Linked DNA regions of Homo sapiens: region 1 is linked to region 2. The links are chromatin loops, found by intact Hi-C in ENCODE. Cell type or tissue: heart right ventricle. All regions are shown on one strand. Each heading gives the region's core, and the rest is flanking DNA. Links, peaks and the distances in the headings are about the cores only.

Region 1 (2,500 bases), core at 1-2,500, 96 kb after region 2:
CAACAGCCTACTTCTCTCTTTGCTAGGACCAATCCTAGAGAATTCTGCTCTTGGCTTAAGCTGAGGAGCTAAAGCCATTACTTACAGCTTACAACCTCCCAAGTCAGGCAGCAGTACTCACATGGGAAGGTTATCAGAAGAAGCAGGGAGTGTGTCATGGTGGGGACATTACTGTAGCAGATGGTGGCCATGTGAGCTGTGGCGGCAGCCAAGGGCTTGTTCAGAATGGATTCTGTTCTGCTTTTATGGCATCTGTTTCCAATCTAGGGCTGAGCCTCCAGATCTGCTGACACTGCTCCTTCCAAATCCAAGTCAGTGCCCAGCTCAGCATCCGGACCCTCAGCCCTTGGGACAGGCTGCATTGAGCTCGGAAAGAAAATTGGAATTTCCCCTTCTTGCCTCATTAAAGGAACCATCTAAGTTCACTTCTCTAACAGGAGCAAATTTGGCTGAATTTAGTCTTGAGCAGTGATGAGCAAAGGTATCATATTCCATAATCCTCCCTGTGTCTCAGTAATAAATGCACTGGAGTAAGAAAGAAATATCTGCACATGTCCTTACTCCCCTGGGGATGTTGTGACTCCATCTGCTGCTTCACATGCCAAGTGCTAAGGATGGCAGTCATTTCTAAGAAACCATAAAAAATTTTACTGAGCATATTCTGCACTTTTACCTCCATTGAACATATATCACTAGGCACCAGGCAGAGTATACAATGGACCACGAAATCTCATTGCCTTAGATGTATCTGTATGCAAGAAATCAAGTCATTCTGGAGGTTTCATCTGGGAAATACAGATAACAAAGGTGCTACATTGATGCAGTTTTTCTTATAACAATTTTCCTAATCCATTACTTCATTTTCCATGTGTTGACCCAGCTCTCATTTCAGCCTCTTTAGCCCCATCTTGGGTATGAGATTTATTGTTCCAATGTGGACTGTGAAGAGGAAAGTGTGAGAATGAGATCATAGGTTCCACTAAGCCCCACTGTCCCAAAACACAATGAGCCACTTTTGGCAGCCTGATCAGCCCTACAGGAAGGCCACTGGCTAAGGAACCATGCCAAGCTTTGAGCCAACCATGCTGTGTTGAAAGATTTCATGCAAGAGTCCTGAAGCAGAGTAGTGGAATTTTCTGGAAGTAAAGCACCCCAATTCCTGTCCCAGAAACAATGTTTATTGGATGGCCTCTGGCTCCTAGCGACCTGGTTTTCATTTCCATCAGGCAAATAGAAATGAATGTAAAACTTTCTGCTGCCTCACCATCCCCACCCTCCCAAAGCGACCCAGGGTTTCCAGTTCCTGCCGCAGACTCTGACTCCTCTCACCTCCTTCCTAAGCGAGAGCTCTCTCTGCACCCTCTGCTCTACACAGAAGGTGGGTGGAAAATGGAAAGCCTCAGGGGCTGTCAGGAGAGCAGAGGAACAGAAAAGCACAGATCTGAGCACATGCACTCAAGCATGTGGGCCACCATGGGGTGCCATGGCCTTTGTGTGCAGAGCCACATGGGGCCAGAGTTCTACCTGCCCCTAGAGTTTATGTCCCAGGCATTAAAATGTAGAGGAACTTCTCTCTGCCTTCTTCGTTTGCTGGTGAGATCATAAGCTTGGAAGGAGTAGTGGGGACCCAAAGATGACACAGGACAGAGCCAGGATTAGAATTCGGGTCTCCTAATGACCCCATGCCTACTCCTCCTCACTGTCTCCTTGTGCGAGGGGTGAGAAGAGAAAGGAGGAACAGAGGATCTTGGGGTGGAAAAGTTTGAGAACCTTTAGCTTAGGCTAAATTTCTAAATCAGAAATTGTGCAGCTTTCATCTGTTCTGCACACATTCCTCACAAGGCACCTGGTGGCTGCTCTGAAGATACATCCTCATGGCATTGTGCCAGCTGAATGCTGTGGGGCAGGAACAAGCCTCAGCTCACTCCTCTGGTGCAAAGTCCTCTGGATCCCAGAGCCTCTCTCCTGCAGCCTGGGCAGCCTTCAGCTACTGTGGAACCAGGTGGAAACTTATAAAAGGGAAGCTGTGGTTGAGCACTGGCAGACAATATGCAGAGATATAGTGTGGAGCACTTTAAGGTTACCTACATCTGCAAAGATCCCTGTCCTGCTGCCTCCACAGCCACTGTTGAAACACCAGTGGGACATAGAGTTCTGTGCCTATGGCAGAAACAATCCAGATTAATTCATTTTAATACAGAGTTTTGAAGTTTTTTAATTTACCATCTTTAGATTGTGGATCTACTTGCAGGACAAAGCCTAGATTTTAACCTGGGGCCACACCACCTTCAGGACATGCATATTCATGAAGAATCCAAGCCACCAGTCATTTTTTCCTCTTTTTTTAGATTCAGGGGCTACACATGCAAGTTGTTATGGGGGTATATTGCATGATGCTGAGCTTTGGATTTCTATCATCCCATCATCCAAATAGCGAATATAGTACTCAATAGGTAGTTTTTAAACCTTGTCCCTTTGTCCCCTCCCCTATTTTGGAGTC
Region 2 (12,062 bases), core at 5,873-8,372:
GAAAAGGATTTGTACTGAAAATTGTCAAGATGTATAGGTGCTCTTAAGGGATTTGGGCAACACATACACAAAAGAATGCCTTGGTTACCTACTGATATGCAGCCCATGGGCCCTTACACCTTAGCACGTGTTTGGGAGCCTCTAGGTCCACTGCACAAGGTTTTAGGCTAGAAAATGAGGCTAATTACATTCTTTCTGAGTTCCTTTTCACCTGGATGAGAGCATAGTGTGAAGTGATTCTAAAGGACTTAAGAGACAATATAAACAGATCAGAAAAACTGAAATCAAAATATATTTTAATAATTTATAAAAGCTAGAAGCGATGATTACTTGCCCAACGGAGTTGGCATCAGCCTTAGTCCTTCAACATCCCTTCCCTCACTAAGATTCTATGAAATACTGTGTTCCTCTAAATGCTATACCTTTCCTTCTTTGCCACCGCTTCACATTAATCCCTAAATAGTGTTCAATAAATGCCCATTGGTCTCTCAGGCAAATGTTGATTCAATGTGGCAATTGTAGTCCATCTATCACATAGTGTCTATGCAAGGATTGAATGAAATTTTGCAGGTTAAGAGCTTAGCTTAGTTCCTGGCATATAATAAGCACTCGCAGATGATGGCTATCTTCAACTACATATAGCATTGAAAATTGTAATTTTAGCTACAAAATAAGTTGGCAAAATGACACTTTTATTATTGTAAGTATCTGGTAACCCACCCATTTTCACTCCAGTTTCTACTTCTTTGTGCTTTGATTGCCCAAAATTAAGTATTAAAATTAAATTTATCAAAGAATTTGAAGACTTAGATGCTTACATTTTAAAAAATACCATAATGATAATCAAAATCCCACCCAAGCATTCTTTGGCTAAGTCCGAGATTGTTATTCACTAGCACAGTTATGCTCCTAATCCTTTGCAAAGAGCAAAACTTCTTTCTCATAATCAGGGCTAAGGCTTAAAGTTCTTTCCCAGAACTGCCTTGAAGTTCTTTCTTCAACTTGGCCAGCTGCACTTGAATGCGAGATTTCCGCCCTAGAAAGAATGTAGTTATGTCCAAGTGGGATGAGTCATTGAATTCTAAGCACAAAATATTTTATCTGTTTAAGAGGAGCAGTGGAGAGTTCCTTTTTTATGGTGAAACAGTGCTTGAAGCAGGCCAGGACGAAAGCCATCCCATCTCATCCCATTTCCTCTTTTCCATGCCTTGCAACTGTGAAAGGGAGGGAAGAATTGACAAGAAACTATTTGAACTCTGGCCATAGGCCACTTGGCTTTGTAGATTTACCAAGTAATCTTGGCAAATAAGAAAAAGTCCTTGAGTAATAGTATGGAACATTAAGCCCCTCAGGGATGCTCATTAAATGCTTGCTGGCTGTGTGTAGAAGTCTTAAGCCCCATCAAGTCATGCTGCCCTATTGATAACCCTAGACTACATCACACCTCCACTTTCTTTAGACTCTGTATAGGAAGTTATGACACTATTTTTGAAATTTGCAACAGTTTATTAGCACTCCAGCATTAACTATATGAAGATGAGTTTTCACTGAGTAGTTTGTTGAGAGAAGGACATTTTCAGATGGACATATGAATACGTGAATCACTCAGGTTTTCTTTTTGAAATAACATTGCTGAGAATGAGCCCATTTCATCTTGTCAATGCTCTTCTTCATATTTAATCATTGCATTTACCTTCAGAAAGGTAAAGGAGATAATATTAATTCCAGTTGATACAATCATGTAACAGGCATTTAAGGAACACCTACTATATGCAAGCTACTCTACTAGGTACTCCAGGGAATACGAAGCTGAGTAACACTCAGTCCCTGCTGTCCAGTGGCTTTTAATAGCAGAGGAAAGACAAAACAAAAGCACATATAACTACAATACAAAGTGGACTAAGAAAAGATTTTGATTGTTATGTACAAACTGATGGGAAAGCATCAAAGGATTGTTGTATGCAGGAGAGTGACATGATTATAACTGCATTTTAGAAAAATCACCCTGGCCAGGCATAGTGGCTCACACCTGTGATTTCAGCACTTTGGGAGGCCGAGGAGGACAGATCACTTGAGTTCAGGAGTTCGAGACCAGCCTGGCCAACATGGTGAAACTCCATCTCTACCAAAAATACAAAATTTAGCCAGTTGTGATGGTGTGTGCCTGTAGTCCCAGCTGCTGGGGAGGCTGAGGCAAGAGAGTCACTAGAACCTGGAAGACAGAGGTTGCAGTGAGCTGAGATTGCACCACTGTACTCCAGTCTGGGTGACAGAGCTAGACTCCATTCTCAAAAAAACAAAAAAGAAAAATCACCCTGCCAGAAGGATGATGGGATAGATTGAAAGGGAGCAAGCAAGGCAAACAGCATTAGGAAGTTTGAAGTCCCATGATCTTCAAGCTGGAGGCCCAGGAAAGCCAGTAGGTAAGTTCTAGTCCAAGGACAGGAGAAGACCTATGTCCTACCTCAAGCAGTCAAACAGAGAGGGGGTATTCAACCTTCTCCCTTTTGTGTCCTATTTGGATCTCAATGGATTAAACAATGCCCACCTACACTGAAGAGGGACATCTGTTTTATTCAACCCACTAATTCAAATGCTAATGTATTATGGAAACATGCTCACATACACACCCAAAAATAATGTTTAACCACATATCTGGGCATCCCATGGCCTAATCAAGCTGACACATAAAATTAACCATCACAGGAAGCTACTGTAATAATAGAGGTAAGATATGAAAGAGGCCTAACCTAAGGTAAAGAATACAGAGGAAATGCAGGAAATGTATTAAAAGATTTCAGTGAGGGAAAATGAATAGGCCTGGGTGGCAAATGATTGACTGATGTGTGGCAAATGATTGATTGATGGGTAGCAAGTGACTGATGAGGGATGCTGAAGGAATATGAGATAGAGCCAAGACCTCTACCTTTGGCAGCAGGGTGGGCTCACTGCAGGAGAGCATGGCAGAGATGCAGAAAGGCATCTGGGTGAGGCCGATAGGAGCACTAGAAGTGCTCAGGGAACAAGGACAGCACTCTGATGGAGAGTGGGGTATACATAGTAGGAGGATGGCAGAGGAGGTTGGAAGAGGAAGCTGAGCACCTGCAATGGTCAAGTTTTGGAGTTAACTTAACCCGATTAAGGGATACCTAGTTAGCTGGTAAAGCATTGCTTCTGAGGGTGTCTGTGAGGGTGTTTCTGAAGGAGATTGGCATGTGAGTCTGTGAACCGAGTGGGTAAGATCCCCCCTCAATGTAGGCGGGCACCATCTGATTAGTTAGGGGTCCAAGTGGAACAAAAAAATGGAGGAGGGGCAAATATTTTCTTTCTCCTGCAGATCCAGGATGTCCCTCTCCTGCCCTTGGGCATCAGAACTCCACATTCTCTGGCTTTTCGACTCCAGGATTCACACAGGTGACCCTGGGTACTCAAGCCTTCAGCCTCAAACTGAGAATTATACCATCAGCATCCCTGGTTATGAGGTTTTAGGCTGAGCCACACTATCTACCTCCCTGGTTCTCCAGCTTGCAGAGGGCCTGTGTTGGTACTTCTCAGCCTTCATAATGATGTGAACCAATTCCCCCAGTAAATCCCTTCTCACATGTATATATGTATAGGTTCTATCTCTCTGGAAAACTCTGACTATTACAGCACTTTGAATGCCAAGCACAGAGGTTAGACTTTAATTCAGTGAGCAATGGAGAGGCTTTTAAGCCATAGAACAATGTGATTGAAGCTGTTCTTTTGGAAAATTAATCTGATCAATGAAGAGGCCTAGATTCCAAAAGGTTAATTGCTAAGACACCTAGTTAGTGCAGAGATGGGACTAAAATGGAAGTCTTCAGACTCCTGGCCTATTTTGTGCAATGAGGAAGAACATTGCCTACTTCATAGAATTCTAAATATGTATTCCTCTCTCCAATAAGTCTTCCTCCCTTACTGAATTCCACAGCCTTCATGCTTATATTGGGCCAGACATTTAGCACACAAAGAGAATGGATGGATGCTTCCAGTATTTTTTTATTAATGCCCAAAGAGCCCAATTCTATGTTGTTCCAATCATAATGTTCAAAAAATACCTGCTAAATGTAGATAAAGGCAATGGTTTTGTAAGACTCCTTCAAAGGTGGAATCTACTAGGAGTAAAATAAAAATAAAATTTAAAATTACTTAAAAATAATAAATTGGCTTACAAATACAAATTAGCATTATTAAGACAACAATATTAAGAATTATATTTTACTGAAGTTTTTTTCTGTGATAAGAGTTATTTCATACATGAGTTTATTTTGTCTTCATAAATACCTATTTGATATATGAGAAAACTGAGTCTTAGAAAGGTTAAGTAACTTACTCAATACCACACAGTAAATGGTAGAGTTAGGATTTAACCCCAAATCCAACTCCAGAATCCCAGCCCTTAAGAAGTCTGCTATTCTGCCCTTCAGAATGATTTTCTTGAGAAGGTTCAAAAGAAGCTAAGGCGAAAGCAGCAAATTTTATTTTTTATAAAGGCAATAAACAGTGATTTTCTTGCAGCTGTGTAGGCCATTATAGCAAACAGTTGTCTTTTACTCAGCGCCCCAGAGAGAACCTACCAACTCAAATTGCAACTCCCAATTGCAACTGAACTATCTGGGAAGAACAACAAGTTCCTAACACACCGGAAATAAAGACTGGGGAAGAGTACAGAATGAGAGGAGAGGGAACTGCCATTAACCTCACTTATTTTAAATAGCACTTAGATGAACAAAAACAATCAGGAAATTAAAATAAACCCAATTCTAATCTGTATGTGTGCTTTGTGCATTTGCATGCTTATGTGTATGTATGTACTCACAAAGAATGCGAGGGAAATACTGGAAAACCAAACAACTAAATTCAACAAAAAGCAGTGGCCTTACCTGTTAACTTCTGAGCTATTTTTGTGACATGAAATGCTGCATTTTGGCACTTTTTGTTTCGTGAAGGCCCTTGGGTAGATTTTTTATGAATGTCATTATTCGCCAAAGTGAATTTAGTAGAGAAAACCCCAAGGGAGCAAGATGATGAGTTTTTTAAACAAACATTTTGTAATATAATTTTACATTAACATCTCTCTTTATCGTGTCTATTCATGACCAGACAGTGAATTTTAAATCAGCTCCTTTTGTAATCCATCTCGAGAAGAATGAAGATGGAACTTGATGAAAGGAAAGGCCCACAGGGGAGGAATTCCAATGCTGGGCTAAGCATTTATGTGAGTGGAGAAAGAACTATGTGAAAGAAGAACCGTTAAAAAAAAAAAAAAAACATGATTGAAGCAATATGTGGAGAAGGGAATGAGAAAGAGGCAATTTGACAAAAGAAAATAAAAATGACGTGATTAGAGCATGTGAAAATTAATTTTTTTCTAGTACTGATTCTTCAATTTTTTCCAACATATTGACCTATATTCTCAATTTCACAGTATTATCTAGATTATATCACAGTGTTGGACTATTGTGATATCAAATGCGGTAGCTATTCAGTGATGCAATTGGTTGCAAAGCAATTAATTACATATGACAACTCCAAAATAAATTAGTGTTCATTCAGAGTAAGAGTGGAGGCTGAAGTAAAGGATAAGAATGAAAGAAAAAGGATAAGGAACAGGGGAAAGGAACCACTCATAAACACAAGAAATGGTTTCTTATTCAACAAGGTGTCTGTTTAAATTTTATGTCTAAGTTGCTAAAAGCAGAAAAAAAACTGAAATAGTTTAAGAAGGAAGAAGTAGTGAATCTCAAAGATGTTGTTGCTGTAGGTATTTAGAACTAAGAAGTTACACAGTATAATATACCATGAAAGTAAATGTATTTAATAAGAGAAGAAATGGAAAATACCAAATAAAGCAACGTAATAATTTCAATAATGCACTGACTCTTAAAATGTTGTAAGTCTACATGAAGACTTGAGGGCAGCTGGTTCCAGAATATCCAAACCTGAAACAAAATTATTTATTGACATGACAGAATTATCTGAGATCATATGAACATTGTTTATCATATATTTTATAAGTGAGACAAAGGTCTTTAACAGAAAAATGAATTTTTAGACTCAGTAAGTCAAACAAGTTGTTGAAGAAAATAAAAAAGGCATAGGTCTAGGATAACCAACAATATTACCAGAAATCATTTATAATAACTCTCATTTCCTGATTTTTCTAGAAATAGTAGTTTTACACTAGAAAACTTGTAAGGATTTACCTCAAACAATTGTGTAAAAATCCGCATTTCTCCAGATAGTAGTGATTTCAAACCAAGCAAAACTTATTCCCGTTTAACTTTTTTTTTACCAGGCTCAGAAAAGGAGATGCTATGATCCATCTTGAAAACGCCCATGAGTCAATTCTAAACAACCTTGAAAGATTATCTTTCAGACTCTAACAGGAGACCAACATAAATAAAATTATCCACTTTTAGAAAAAGACATTTTTTTCTAAATATTATTGTCTTTTGAAATTATATTAACATGCTGCATTCTTCTTCTGATTAAAAAATACATATTAAATTACAATGTAGCCTATTTTGCTGAAACCAGAAATTGTTTAGATCAAGTAAAGAGACCAGCTGGTCCAAAGAGGAGCCTGTGAGAGACCCAGACAAGCATCACCCTGGCTCCAAGGAGACATCAAATCAGATAGCAGCAACGAAGTGACTGTCCTGCCTGGTGAATCACCATAGCTCATCTGTGTCTGGAAATGGCAATGCAAGAGTAACTTACACTCACTTGCATTATTGATAGCTGGATCTTCAGACCTAGACTTGGAAAAGGCTTTCCACTACTGTATTAATGGATTCTTGCACTGCTATAAAGAAGTACCTGAGATTAGGTAATTTATATATAATATATATATATATATTTTTAACTTGTGGTAAGAGCCATCTACTCAAATCTAAGAGTTAGTGAGTTTTAATGTTTCTTTTTTTTTTTTTTTGTTTTTTTATTATACTTTAAGTTCTAGGGTACATGTGCACAATGTGCAGGTTTGTTACATATGTATACATGTGCCATGTTGGTGTGCTGCACCCATTAACTCGTCATTTACGTTAGGTATGTCTCCTGATGCTATCCCTCTCCCTCCCCCAACCCCATTTATATTTTTTTTAAAAAAGAGGTTTAATTGGCTTATGGTTATGCAGGCTGTATAAGCATAGTGGCATCTGCTTCTGGGAAGGCCTCAGGAAGCTTCCAATCATGGCAGAAGGAGAAAGCAGAGCAGGGAAATCACACGACAAAAGCAGGAGCAAGAAAGAGAGAACATGGCAGGAAGGTGCTACACACTTTTAAATGACCACATCTCATGAGAACTCACTCACTATCACAACAACAGCAGCAAGAAGCTGGTGCTAAACCATTCATGAGAAATGCATCACCATGATCCAAGCACCTCCCACCAGGCTTCACCTCCAACAGTGGGGATTACAATTCAACATGAGATCTGGGCAGGGAAAAATACACAAACTGGACAACAACTGAGCTTCTCTGTAAGAGAGAAGATGAAAGACTAAGAGAAGTCTCCCTCCCTTCTTAATGCGCCTAAAGACTGCAGCGTGGAAGTCATGGAAAAGACAAGAGTTTGTACCCAGTAGAAGTCACAGCCAGTAACAGCAGTGTCCCCTTCGGAATCCTTCACATCTCCTTTTGCACTCTGCCTCCTTTAAAGTTCTACCCCAGATCTCCCCACCGACAATTAATACATAATTACTGTGTATCTACTACGTGCCTGGGAATAGGCTGTCACTGAATATAGTATAAAAGCATTTTTGCTCAGCTTGCCACATAAAAACTCACCAAAAAAATCTAAAACTGTACAGATAGAACGTCTCCTACTTCAGTGAAATACAGAAACTGTCACAACCACAAGCCGCACACTATAAGGCCAACCTAGGAGGTACTGTGCGAGGATTGATTTAAGAAGCCTACCTAGGGGCCAGCTCCTCAGACCCTAGGCAGAATGAAGACATCTCCTACAATAAGGGAGCCAGTAATCTTTGAACTGAAACCTTGAATTCTTGTCGTGAGGACGATCATGGGAGAGGCAGAAAATGTTCTTGAACAGTCACAATGCAACATCACAAAACCAAGGAGAGCAGAGTGAGCTATAGGAGAAAGCAGGACATCTTATCTTTTCTTGGGATGATCCAGCCTCTTATCTAAGGGAAAAAGCCAGGGGAAGAACTGAGTGGAGGGAGGAAATGAAACAGCGGTGAGCAGAGAACAACAAGCCTGTGATCCCAATGGCTTTGCTGTTAGCTATGCTATCTTCTGGTTCCTGAAAAGCAAAGGGATATTGTTCCCCCAGGCAAAAGGAGGATAGATTTGATGAAGGGAGAAAGTTCTCAAGACAAGAAACTCTAAGGAGGCCAATGGATATATATGGCTCATTCACCACTACTACCACCTCCATGTTGGCATCACCCCAGCACTACCTCTACACACACACGCATACACACACGCGCATACACACACACACATACACACACACATATACAGACACACCAGTGACAGAAGTAAGGTCAGGCAAGAAAGAAGCCTAGGGAAATCCTAAAAGTGAGTTGCCTCCTTAAATTCTGCACCCCAGGAGCCTTGTTTTTGCTTCACCTTAATCTCTCTCTGTCCTGACATACACAAACATTCCTATTTGTCAATAAACAATGGGTCCCATTCAAAAATGACGAATTCATATAGGAAAGGGAAAAGATGAAGATAAGAGACAAATAGCTCTCCCTGGTCTCGTAGAAAAAAACAGGTAAAATTAGACTACCAAATATTGGGCCTGGACCAACCTCTTACACCAAGGAGTTGAGGTCATCCCCACTCAAACTTTTCAGACTAAAACTTGCAGGGGGAGAAGGAAACTCCCTAAAGAGATACTAGGAAAACAAATGACAACCTTGGTTTTCATAACTTTAGTTAACTGTTAGTATTATGAAAGAAGTACTTCTCCAGGTATTGACTGCCATAGAGCAAATAAAATACACTTCATATTTTTTGAGTTTAGAGAGGATAGTAACTGAAATTAAAATCTGAAGTTGAAGTTGCCTTAGCTAATAGCAACTAAATTTACTGAGCAGCTACTATGTGCAAGGTAATATGTGATACTTGTACCATCTCAGATATCTTCATTAAAATCCTATAAGATAGGCATCATTTTTTTATTTTGAAAAGAGAGAATTGAGGCCCTAGGTAGTTATTTAATGTCATGCCAGCCACCTACTGACTCCAATAGGGATAGCACTGTGTCTGAGAAGCCAAAGAAGAGACTTGGTGACAGGGAATGATATACAGAGTTTATTGGGGGCACTTACACACAGGGATAGTACAGTGGCAGCAGGCTGGATGAGAGAACCACTACCATTTGTAAAAACCATACAATTTATATAGCATTTTCACATAGCAACCTCCACCTAGCAACCTCCATTTAACCCAAAACAAGGGCCTCCCAATCCCCTGTATGACCTATATTCCAAAGAATGGGCAAGGGGTTCAATTGTCCTTCATAGATAAGATCAATGTCTGGATTGGCCACTCCCAGATTCCTTAGCTCAGAATTCTGAACCAACGCTCTGCTTAGACCATAGGGTCGTCCTCATGGTATCCTTCAGTTACAGCTGTCAGGTGCCTCTGCCATACATTTTATTGGACAATTTCATACAACTAAAAAATAGTGGCACTGAAATTTGAATTCAGGTCACAAATTCTTAATAATTAAAAGATTAAGGATTCAGGGTAGGGTTTGGAGCCCATATCCTGTCTGTCTTTTGGAAAGTAAGAAACCTACAAGGTCCTAAAAAATGGCACAAACACCCAAATGAAAACCTAAATGGAGATTAGCATCACCCTCCTTAGAGGCTGGCAAGTGGAGCCAGAGGAGAATCTTTTGCAAACATGTGGGAGAACTAAACTGAAGTCTGAAGGTCACTGGGGTTTCCTCTCCTTCTCTGAATCAAGACTTTGGAGTCTACCCTAGAGTGAGGTTAGATAAACAACTCAGAACCTTGACTAGCTGCTGGGCGCAGGGTCATGGGTCAGCCTCACACAATCAGACACTGATGCAATGGCAAGAGCAAGAGAAAAATGGCTCTCTTTCCTTCTAGAAATCTTCTGCAGACCCATTTCCAGGCCCATGCTTACCTCACAGGAAAACAGAAGTGAAGAAAGCCCTGACTCTCTTACCAACATATGTCACAGATAGGAGAAAGGGGCCATGCCACAAAATACAGGGACCCTGATCCCACAGACCAGTCTACTCAGGACCAGTAGGCTTCCCAACAATCATATTAGCTACTTTCTTTCACTTGGAGCATCCTTAGTAAGGAGTAGAGAGAAGCCAGAAGTTCCCTTCATAAGCCTTCCCCCATAGGGAACAAGTGTTGGAAGGCAGAAGTGTGGGCACACATTTGTTCCTTTTTCTACAAGCTAAAGCAGGAGCATGTAGCTGGCAGGAGAAAGTTTCTCTCCTGCACTGGGAAGAAAGCATGTGAGTTGGCAGGTTCAGAGCCCCCTGAGATGGGGGATGGGAAGACCCTGTTGGTGGCCCGCCATATCCCCTCCACCCATGCAGAAAGTAACTATGTACTATTCTTGTTTAAATGCCTTTCTATATCTCTTCACCTGTGTAGGCAATCTCTGACAGTGGGAAAGGGTTGGCAGGCTAGAAATTGCCCCAGAAGGAACCCTCAGTTAATGAAGGGTAGGAATTGGTGGATAAACACAGAGCAATAGGAGGGTTCTGAAATGTGTTCCATAGTCTTTCAGAAGGTCCCTAGAAGGATGAAGCTCCAATTGCTCACAGCAGTAGCCCACTCGTTATCACACTTTGTAGTGTTTTTTTTCCCTTCTTGTTTCTCTTCTGCCACAGTCTTGCAGTGCTTCCTGGGATCACATCCCAAAGAAACTGCTTGTACGCAAACCCTTGACACAAGTTCATTTTTGGGTGGAGGTCACCATGAGAAATGACCTTCCAGGAGGGAGATATCACTTCCACACTGCTACCCCAAGCCTTCTTCATTACAAGTGAGAGAGCTGCTTAACCTGAGTCAATAGAAGGTCAAGCAAGTCGTTACACTGTCTGGCTGCAGGGCTTAACCAAGTTTCAATGGGCGTTGTCACCAGGTACCACAGGTGAAGCTTTAGGATGAGGTGGCATTATGGCTTGAAGGTCTCCAGCCTTCTACCACCTTAGTAAGAGGAGAAGTATCCAGGTAGTGGCAATGGTAGGAAGTCTAGTGTTTCAATATACTCTCATGAAAAAGAGAAGTGACAAATTCTCAAAAGAAATCTTATGGACTTGAAAGGCAAGTTGTAGAAACTTTATGTTTCATCCAAGCCCAGATAGTCAATGAATAAGTTCAGAAACTTATAGTCCATATTTTTTTTCTAAATAATAGGATCACAGTTTTCTACTTGGCATAACAATAATACTTAATTTCAGGGTTGTGACAAATAAATGAGATTGCAGTCTTAGCCCAGTGCCTGACACAATGTTAGCATTCAACAAGTGAAACTTCTCTTTCCACTTCCATAAATGTGAGTATCCTTCCACCTCCCCAAGAAACTGGGATTTATGTTGGTCTGCAACTCAGCCTGAATATATTATTCACAGATGTTTTATTATTGTCACTATCAGTTTTTAAGGACCACCTCTAGGTTCTTGTGTTTCAAATAAAATTTTGTTGAAATGAAAACCAAAATAAGTCCTGTCGTTTTTTTAAAGACTTCTTAAGCTTTCTGATTTCTAGTAACATGAAATTCTAGGTAAAAAGCTATCTTTAACCAATTTTTAAAAATCAAGTCTACTGTGATTGATCCAGCTGTTTCCTCAGTTGAAACAAGGAACATCAGAAGTGCCTACTTCTAGAGCTTGGAGAGTAGGGGTAAGCCAGATAATGCATCTTTCACCAAAGGAAAGCTCCACTTCACAGAGAAGACTAGGCACAGCAAGAAGAGGTGCTGACTTCTATTTTACATGAGATATAATTATTTCCATTGCTTCTCCTCTTATTTAGTGAAGACAGACTTGTGTTCCTATAAGTCAA

What was found. Peaks named below come from ENCODE experiments on the same cell type or tissue, not always from the same donor. Only the 100,000 strongest peaks of a DNase experiment are listed, where the experiment ranks them.
Region 1: a loop joins it to region 2, with 4 times the contacts of the local background. A loop is called at or near these places in 4 of 110 quality-filtered maps.

What each region holds. Positions count from the first base shown.
Region 1 is chr13:76,812,160-76,814,659 of GRCh38, forward strand. No RefSeq gene overlaps it. Among named protein-coding and RNA genes, the nearest start is that of KCTD12, 73 kb to the right of the region's middle. In heart right ventricle, for the core only: no CTCF peak of the experiment used is centred there; DNase peaks (open chromatin) are centred at 202 and 1,042; H3K27ac peaks cover 2,215 bases.
Region 2 is chr13:76,710,623-76,722,684 of GRCh38, forward strand. It overlaps LOC105370265 (a long non-coding RNA gene), which reads right to left. Exons shown (of 4, transcript XR_001749923.2): 3 at 4,080-4,136; 4 at 1,486-1,693. Among named protein-coding and RNA genes, the nearest start is that of KCTD12, 170 kb to the right of the region's middle. In heart right ventricle, for the core only: no CTCF peak of the experiment used is centred there; no DNase peak of the experiment used is centred there.